2 separate regions of the Homo sapiens genome follow, and region 2 is linked to region 1. Evidence: chromatin contacts called from ENCODE Hi-C or POLR2A ChIA-PET data. All regions are on one chromosome and are shown on one strand. The core of a region is the stretch at or near the end of the contact, and the rest is flanking DNA. Distances in the headings are between cores, read along the strand shown. Region 1 overlaps USP12 (ubiquitin specific peptidase 12). Region 2 has its middle 26 kb from the start of MTIF3.

The links. Hi-C counts contacts between places; a loop is a spot of excess contacts on that map. ChIA-PET counts read pairs that join two places held with the same protein, here RNA polymerase II (POLR2A). Pooled maps may share reads with other maps.
Region 2: a loop to region 1 is called in a pooled map, with 2.7 times the contacts of the local background. The contact joins two enhancer-like sites. A Hi-C loop is called at or near these places in 2 of 50 pooled maps. POLR2A ChIA-PET finds 5 or more read pairs at or near these places in 2 of 52 experiments (H1 and activated CD4-positive, alpha-beta T cell).

What each region holds. Positions count from the first base shown.
Region 1 is chr13:27,129,740-27,134,546 of GRCh38, reverse strand. All of the region lies in intron 1 of USP12 (ubiquitin specific peptidase 12), which reads left to right. All of the region lies in intron 1 of USP12-AS1 (USP12 antisense RNA 1), which reads right to left. Among named protein-coding and RNA genes, the nearest start is that of USP12-AS1, 6.6 kb to the right of the region's middle. RefSeq lists a silencer at 3,327-3,376 and an enhancer at 3,407-3,476. Within about 2 kb of position 3,191, at least 12 of the 41 ENCODE cell types and tissues checked have a DNase peak (open chromatin) inside an H3K27ac peak, as active enhancers do.
Region 2 is chr13:27,474,724-27,479,123 of GRCh38, reverse strand. No RefSeq gene overlaps it. Among named protein-coding and RNA genes, the nearest start is that of MTIF3, 26 kb to the right of the region's middle. Within about 2 kb of position 1,768, at least 5 of the 41 ENCODE cell types and tissues checked have a DNase peak (open chromatin) inside an H3K27ac peak, as active enhancers do.

The sequences.
Region 1 (4,807 bases), core at 1,942-4,441:
AAGACTTTAGGGGACCTGATTAGAAAGTAACTCTTCTCTTTTCTGACAGATTTGGGAGACAGCTTACCTTTTATGTGGGCATGGCAAAGTATGTTTTCTTACCTTGAAACTCATTGAAATTTTATTTTTCCACCCTCTCAGTTGCTGACTTATTCTCCTCTTTTTTTCTGTGTCTCTTTTCAGAATATAATAGAGAATGAGCTTATATGGCAAGCCAAATGTGATAGAGAAATTTTAGAAATTGAACTGCTTTTGATCAAAACGCTTTCTTTTATGCTACCTTTCTCCAAATTCTGTCCTATAAGTTGTTAGTAACCCTATAGAGAGAGCTTCTTTAGTCTTTTTCATTTATAGGGCAGTCACACATTTCAGTCATAATGTGTGACTAATTAAACATTTATTTTTCACAGGGTCTGGCTCTGTGACCCAGGCTGGAGTGCAGTGGCCTGATCATAGCTCACTGCAGCCTTGAACTCCTGGGCTGAAGCCATCCTCCTGCCTCAGGCTCTCAAGTAGCTAGGACTACAGGCATGTACCACCTAATGGGCATGCCCAGCTGATGTTTTTATTTTATTTATTTAGAGATGGGATTTCACTGTGTTGCCCAGGCTGGTCTCAAGTTCCTGGGCTCACGTGATCCTATTGCCTTGACCTCCCAAAGGGTTGGGATTACAGGCACAAGCCACCACTCCCAGCCCCAAATATTGCTTTATAAATTAGAATAAAATTAGGACATTTTTCTGAATATAATTTTTTTTTACATTTCTATATGTAGTATTTAAGAAAACTGTTGGTGATTATTAGTGAAATAGTGGTCTGAATGAAACCTGCTTTGGTATGGGCTGAGAGTTTCCGATCAGATTGATTTAGCTCCAGGTATTTCTCCCATTATTGTAGAATTTTTTTTTTTTTTTTTTTTTGAGACAGAGTCTTGCTCTGTCGCAGGCTGGAGCGCAGTGGCGCGATATTGGCTCACTGCAAGCTCCGCCCTCCCAGGTTCATGCCATTCTCCTACCTCAGCCCCACCGGTAGCTGGGACTGCAGGTGCCCGCCACCACACCCGGCTAATTTTTGTATTTTTTAGTGGAGACGGGGTTTCACCATGTTAGCCAGGATGGTATTGTAGATGTTTACTAGCAAAGCTTTTTACGTAATTTAGATGATAATTTATATTCTGGGAAGAGTAGACTACTTTGAAGTAATACTATTCTTGTTAAACTATGTTATAAAGGATCCTGAGATCAGTCTAAGCATGTGCACACCCATTCTAAAATTTTTATAGAAATAACAGAAAGATGTCATGTGAGTGTGGTGAGTGTGGTGTTTGCGTTAAGTTTATTGAACTGGAATAGAGCTAGAGGATAGACTGTGTTATTAATAGATCAGATATTTTTGAGGATTCCTAGAGGATTGCAAGATAGTAAATAGGATTAGAGAGACAACAGCTAGTAGAAAAAGTTACAGCAGGAGAGAGAATAATTAATAAGTGTTAGTTAACAGCTGACCCTGGGCTTCTTGAGAGAGCCCTGGTGGAAGCTTGAGTTTGGAATCAACAGTTCATAGTAGGAGCATGGCTGTGTTGCCATCACCATGGTAATTAAAGAAGTTCATTCAGAATAGCTGGCTCAATGGAGCCTCCTTTCTGTCCCCTTCAGAGTGGCTGGTTTGCCAGGCTTTCACCTTTAGGATAAGGCTAGAGTCATGGTCTTGCCAGAAAGTGGGTGATCTTTTGTCTGAGGAGTGCGTGAGAGTGGAGAGAGCAGAGAAGAGCTCATACATAGCACTTTGGTTTTTACAGCAGACACAGGACAAGGACATTCCTATTCTGAGTACTGCTCTTCTTGTTAACGTGCCCACCAGCTCCTCACACACATAGAACTTGAAACCAACGATCTTTTAGGACAGCCAGACCTACGCAAATGCAGAGGAAACCCTCTTGAGATACTTACACTAACCATCTTTCATTCACAAAGCCGTACAGCCAACCAGGGATTTCCAGACACTTGAGGACAACCAAGAGATTGGAACATGGAAGAGTCTCCTTCGAGGGGCAGTAATTTAATGAGTGAGGGCTATATTTCTGTTCCTTTGCTTTTTCTTTTTCTTTTCTTTTTTTTTGCCTTCCTGTACTGCTTTTTATTGGAATGATATTTTATGTTTTGCTAGTAACCTATACATTTTTTAACATGTGTAACTAAAATTTTCTTGTTTGAAGTTACTAACATTTCTACTGGCCCCTCTCTACTTCATAAGCCAATCTCCTTTGCACACATTAGCTACCCTTCAAGTATCTACTCTTTCTAGTTAATTGCTTTTTGAATACACCAAAGATAAAGCATGGAAGATATAATTATAGAAGCTAATGTAAATGTTATAATCCCTGAATATATGAGTAAGTGGCTGGGAGGTGGAGGAAATGAGGGATAGCAGGAAAGGTGAATGTGCTTATTTCCTTTTGTTTCATAGCCCGGATTTCTTACGTGCTATATGAGAATTGGTAAATCTAGCTAAAGATTTAGATGTAGAACCAGTAGAAGCACTAGAACAATACTCTACCCAGTGACACGTAATAAAAATTAGGAGGTGGCCTGTGGAAGGAGAGTTGGGAGGTAGTGTGTGTGTCAATTTCTCTTCTTGCAAAAGCACAGAATTAAGAGCTGTTGACTGAGGCATGCAATATATTATTTAAAGTTATGATAATCATTATTAAGAACTAAAACCGTTAATGGGTATTGTCTCCAGGGAAATGAACCTTAAGAGAGGGAGTGGTGAATAATACTTTGAGTTTTACACCCTCTTTACAGTTTGAATTATTTTTAGATTGTGAACTTAGAGTACTTATAAAATAAAAGGTTTTATACAAAGCATATGAAAGGGATTTGGTGCTTGTTCTGATATTTTAACTGTCCATAGGAAGCTAACCTCAGACTTTTACATAGGTTAAAGAGTGGTCTCTTTTCCATTTACATAGTGGCTTTCAAAACCAAGTGTACTTGAACAAGGTACTTCACTCTACTGGGGCAAGTTTCCATCACGTTGCTCACTTTGGTAAAATGATTACTTAGAAAAATCCAAATGACTCATGTTTCTAGTCATACCTTTACATAATGCTTTACGTTTTACAGCACTTTCACATTCACTATTTGATTTCTGTAACCCCGAGGTAGGCAGAGTAGGTATTTTCCTGTATGATATGGTGAGGAAACTAAGACTGAGAAAGTGACTCACCCAGAGTCACGTGGTTTGAGAAGTGGTGGTGGAGCTCACTGCTCACCCTCTCACCAGGAGGGTTTCACACCTGTGCAGCCTTCTGGCCTGCTATGGCTAAAGTGTCTCTTACCAGTTCTTACCTTTCTTCTTTGTAATGTACCCACACTCAAGTTCCCATATTGACTGCTTCCTGCATTCTGAATTTGTATTCAAATTGTGTTTAACATATGTAAATCTGTGCTTATTTTAAAAAATGAATTTTACTGCATTTTGAAAATGCCACACATAAACTTTGAGTGTCATTCAGCTCTTGTTATTTCTATAGCTGCACAACACTATTCCTTCCTTACTTTCATGAACTGATCTTTTCATCCAGAATTTTTCTGACACCCTTGTTTTTAAGCGTCACGGCTTGCTGAAGCAAAGTGGTGGAATTTAAATGTTGTTGCCTTCAAGAATTAGCTAATCTTTTGGACTTGTGATACTTGTGTAATCTTTTTGGACTTGTGATTTGACCTCATTTGATCCCTGCAGAAATGGTTCTCATCCAGGAAATTTGAGATTTCAACAAGTGACTCACTGAAAAAACCACGTTAGTCGTGGGGAAGTAAGCGTGCTCAGCTCTTGTTTTGGGACCCCAGTGTGATACCGTTGATACGATTGATTTAATAATACCTTTGACTAGTCATTCCAGTGTCTGGAATTCCTCAGGGATGGTTTCTGTCAAATTCTTTTTTCCTGCAAATACACCATATTTTCCTTTTTTTTTTTTTTTGGCATGTTTTGTGATTTTTTTTGTGTGTGTGTGAGAACTGAACAGTTTGAATGTTGTAATGTGGTGACTCTGAAAATCAGATTCTCCACCTCCTCAGTGATTGCTTTTTTGAGGCTTGCAGTCATCCATTTGTATAATGACTTTTCTAAACCAGTTTTGCAAAGTCTGTATTCCTTGTTGTGTGTGGTCACTGAAGTTTCTGTCTTACTATCTCTGGACAGCTATGACTTGATAGAGATTTAGTATAATGTCTGGATCCCCATCCCCCTCAATAAAGGGAAAAAAACAAGAAAGGTTGCAGCCTAAGGGGACAGAAACAAAAGCAAGAATCTGTGCTGTTTCCCCAGGCTACTGCCAGAACTGAGCAAAATGCACAATCCTAAATTGTTGAGGGCAAGGTTCCCGCTGCCAGCCCTGTTACTAGGCAGCTGCTCTAGGAGGTGGTCCTGTGCCCGCCTCTGGGGATGCTGAGGAGTAGGGAATAGTAGCTGGTTTGCATGCTGTGCTCTCTTCTCCCTTCATCAACTACTGCCCTGGGTGTTTAATGTCTGATTAGGTTCTAAGGTTCAGAATAGTTGATTCTGATGTATTTTTCAGCTTAATGGTTTTGGTGGAAGGACTAACCCTGGGAGCTTTCTACTCTGCCATTTTTCATGTTGGTCACTCCACTCGTATGTTTTGGATGTGACCGTGCTTCATGCCAGTTGGCAGCCAGTTCTTTTCTACTTCCCCACCATTTATCAAAGAGTGGTGCTTTCTTGTTGTTGAAAAGACCGAAACTACATTAATGGAATAAAGTTCTTTGCAGCATTTCTCTAACAT
Region 2 (4,400 bases), core at 519-3,018, 350 kb before region 1:
GACAGTATTAGTTTGATTATGGCCTTAAAGCCTGGGCATGGAGGTATTCCATCTGCTGGATTGAGGGCTGCTCAGGGCTGAGTGTCAGAACTAGGAGATGGCAGAAGAAGAGGCTGTGTGTATGTGTGTGTCCCAGATAAACACCAGTAAGAAAGCCATGGCATTGGTAAGATCATCCTGCATGGCCAAGCTCCTCTCCTCTTCCATGTCACCACTCTATCTTTCCCTCAACCTGGAATATTAATGTCATGTTCTATTTCTCCAATGCCTTGCTCTAAGCTAGCTGTTAATTAATTCCTCTGAAAAATTTGCCTGATGACTACTTAAGAATTAATCAGTTTCCAGGGTATTTTTATAGAGGAAAAAACATTAAAAGATTTTATTTTATAGAAGAAACAAAATAAAAGGTTACTCTTGTAACCTTTTTTGATTACAAGAGTAATATAGGCTTCTATAGACATTTTGAAAGAAAAAATAAAAAATAAACTAAAAACCAATGATAATCCCAGCCACTCAGAAGAAGCTTTCTTAACATTATGATGTATCAGTATGAAGTCTTTTTTTAAATTGCATATATGCACAAGCCTGTGTGTGTGTTTGTGGGTGTGTCAGGGTTGGTTGTATTCATAGCTAAGATTATATCATATATGGTTCTGTACCCTGTTTTATCACATAAGAATCAAAGGCTCTTTGAAGTCAGAAAGTCCCCCTACCTCCCACCCCAAAACATGAAATTAATTCAGCCTAACAACATCGAGTGGGTTCTCTCCTATGTTTCCCTACGAAGTGCTGGTACAAAGGAAGAATGAATTGGAAACACGCCGACATCACCATATACAGACCCCAGAAGAACGATCTTGTGTGTTTGTGTGCACAAATCAAGTGAGAAACTGTAAAAAGGTGCCATTGGGAGGAAGTGGTCAGTAGCAGAATAGGACTGTGGGGTGCCCACCCCATCCACCTGACCCTACCTGGCAAAGCAATGAAGCATGCTCTCCCAGAAAGGGTGGTGTAGAAACCCCCACTTCAGCCCCCTCCTACACAGAATAACTTCTCCATCCAGAGGAGATGTGTCCTCAGTAATAAGTGTCTTTTGCAAAGAACGCATCCGCTGCACAATTTATTCTTAGGTTCTACCTAGTATCTGGCCCGTCTCATAGATAACAAGCATAGTATCGTGTACTGTGTGCATACAGGTAGAATTCACAATTTCCTTGAGATTTTGGGGCTTCTGAATCCAGGAGTAGATCATCTCAGCTTTATTTTGTTCTTCACTAAAAAATAAAGCATTTTGGATGTGGCTATGGCATACAGTAATATATAGCAGGCAGAGGAGACACGAATAAAGACTACCGCCTTAACAAAGACGCTGGTATCACCCCTCTTTCTGTTGAGCTCCGTTTGACTGTGAAATGTTTAAAGGAGAGAGGCTAGGGTGATGGCTCAGGAGATATTATGTTAATGAAAAGCAGGATAAATGCGCAAATGATTTGCATAGAAGGAACCTGATCTAGCTGATATTTGAAGAGGAAGTCCTGGGGGAGGTGCCCCACGTAATGGGCCTTTCTTTGTCAGCCCTGGATCTGAAAGAAGTGTCTGAGCCTAGAAAAACAAGTTCACAGTTTCCGTCTCACCCAGTGAATGCTTGCAAGACTCCACACCAGTGTTTCCAATCAGAGCAATGATTCTGCAATTGTGTGTGTACTTGTACTAATGTTTGCTCTAGTAATGACTAATAATGGCGGGGGCACTGCCCCTGGAGGCCGGTGACGGGGCCAGCTGCCCGTGTGTGCAGATGTTCGTGGTTCTGAGCTCAGCCTGCTCAGGACAGTGTAGGAAAAAAGGGATTCCTGAACCACCGTGATCTTACACAGTCATATTGAGGCTTTCTCCTGCTGGGTGTCATTCCAGTTGTAGTTCTAGGGAGAATTTCACCCCTGCCCCAAGCCCTTGCTCCTGTATCCACAGCTAACACCAGGGCTTATGGCTCAGGACAAGGTCAGGTGGTGGTAATGCTGATGGAGCTGAGGTAGGGCATTCAGGCCTTGCCAAGAGGGTTTCTGGACCTTATAAGGTACCCAAGGCCCCAGACCCTTTCCACCATTCTTCTCTCCAAGGGAAATGCTGCTTTACGTGTCAGCCAATACAATTCAGGGTAATTATGGGAGCAAATGTGTTCTCACCCATATCTCCCTTCAGACTAGATTTAGGGTAAGAGAAAAGAAGGGCGGTGATGTTGCTGAGTGTCTACTATATGCTGGGTGCTGTGCTGGTGTTTTATTCTCTAAATTCTTCAAGCAATGGCCAGGCACAGTGACTCACACTTGTAATCCCAGCACTTTGGGAGGCTGAGGTGGGCAAATCACCTGAGGTCAGGAGTTCGAGACCAGCCTGGCCAAAATGACGAAACCCCATCTCTACTAAAAATACAAAAAGTTAGCCGGGCATGGTGGTGCATGCCTGTAGTCCCAGCTACTTGGGAGGCTGAGGCGGGAGAATTGCTTGAACCCAGGAGATGGAGGTTGCAGTGAGCCAATATTGCACCACTGCACTCCAGCCTGGGTGGGAAAGCAAGATTCTGTCAATCAATCAATCAATCAATCAATCAATCAATAATAAATTTAGCCTGCCTCCAGCCCCATGCTCCTTCCAACATTTATTCTTTCACCACATTCACATCTGTGGAGCGCCGCCTATCTGTCAGGCATTCAGGACTGCCGGGGTGAGCTAAACATTGGGTTTGGAGTCCACCGGCAGAAACAGGGGTCCACCGGCAGAAACAGGGGTCCCCCACAGAACCAGATGTGTAATGACAGGTCTGAGCTGTGCTGGGAGGAAGCACAAGGGGCCCTGAGAGAGGAGGCTGTGCTTCTGACTTGGATGGGACCCTGGGTTTGGATTGGACTGGCGTGAGGAGTTAACCAGGTGAAAAGCTGTGGGAACAGCTTCCCAGGCCCAGGCCCCAGAGGAATGAGAGGACACTGGGGGCCTGGGATGGAGGGAGGCTGGTGATCCTGCAAAGGGGGCACAGCCTGATGGCTTTTTAAAGATTTGGGCCTCATCCCACCTGCGGTCATACAATCAGTCTTGCGTTTTTGCAAAGAACATTCTAAAACCACCCAGTGTCCATCAACGGATGAACAGATACACAAAATGTAGAGTATGATTTAGCCTTAAAAACAAAGGAAATCCTGTCACATGCTACGACTGGATGAACTCTGAGGACATCATGCTATGCCAGGCACAAGGGGACAAACACCGCAAGATTCCACTTATGTGAGGTACCAGAACAGTCAGGTTCCTGGAGACAGAAAATAGAACGGTGGTTGCCAGGGGCTGGGGAAGGCGGGAATGGGGAGTGGTTGTTTAATGAGCACAGAGTTTCTATTTGAGAAGATGAAGGGGGTTCTGGAGATGGATCATGGTGCTGGTTGCACAACAAAGTGAATGTTCTTAATGCTGCTGAACTTCAACTTAAAAATGGTTAAAATGGTAAATTTTATGTTATGTGTATTTTAACCAGTTTTTATAAACAAAGAACATCCTAGCTGCCAGGTGGAGAACAGATTAGAAGGAGGGTTAGATCGTGAAAAACAGAACCAGATATGACACTTTCAGGAGTGCAGGTGAGAGATGATACTGTATTCATCTCCTTAGGTAGGAAGTCCCACCTAAAAATTCCTCGGGGGATGTTCTCTGTTTTCCACAATGTCTGATTGGGTGTTTGTTCCAATGGAGGCTGCCTCTTTCAACCGTGAGCTCCTGTACAAACCCAGCAGAGGGTTGGAGCTCCGTAAACTGGGGGCATCTGAGCTTCCACGGCATGCCGTTAGCTGTCTTTACCTGCCAGGTGGGCTGGGGCTGAGCCTGGCTATGTTTGTCATCATAGGCCTTTGAGGATGAAAGTAAAAGACTGTGGCTAGGATCCCCAATGAATCACCTGGGACAAGTCCTTTCTACAGTTTTCAGGCTTCTGGCGATTTAAATATAAAAATGACTAAGTGATGCTGGTCGTGGGTGGGTACCCAGACGTGGGCGCGTGGGAGATTTGGCTTCCGGAGCTTCACTAGACCTTCCTGGGTCTGTGTTCCAGGAGGAAGAGGAGGCCCTTCCCAGGGAGCACCCTCTTCCTTCTCTGTGTCCCTGACCAAGGCCTGAGGTGTGCCGTGGCGGCCACGCTCTCCCTGGATGTTTTCGCTGGGGAGTATCCGAGGCTGGTCCATGACGGTGAGGCAGTAGGTAAGTGGAAGTAAATACTGTACCAGCTTAACAATGCATATATGAGACTTGGTCTCATAGAAGTGTAATGTTCTGATTCATAAGCAAGTGTGCAGCTAGTCTTGGTAATTTCCTTCAGCCCTGCTGCCGTTTCCCATTCTAACGAAACCATAAGGCTGTCT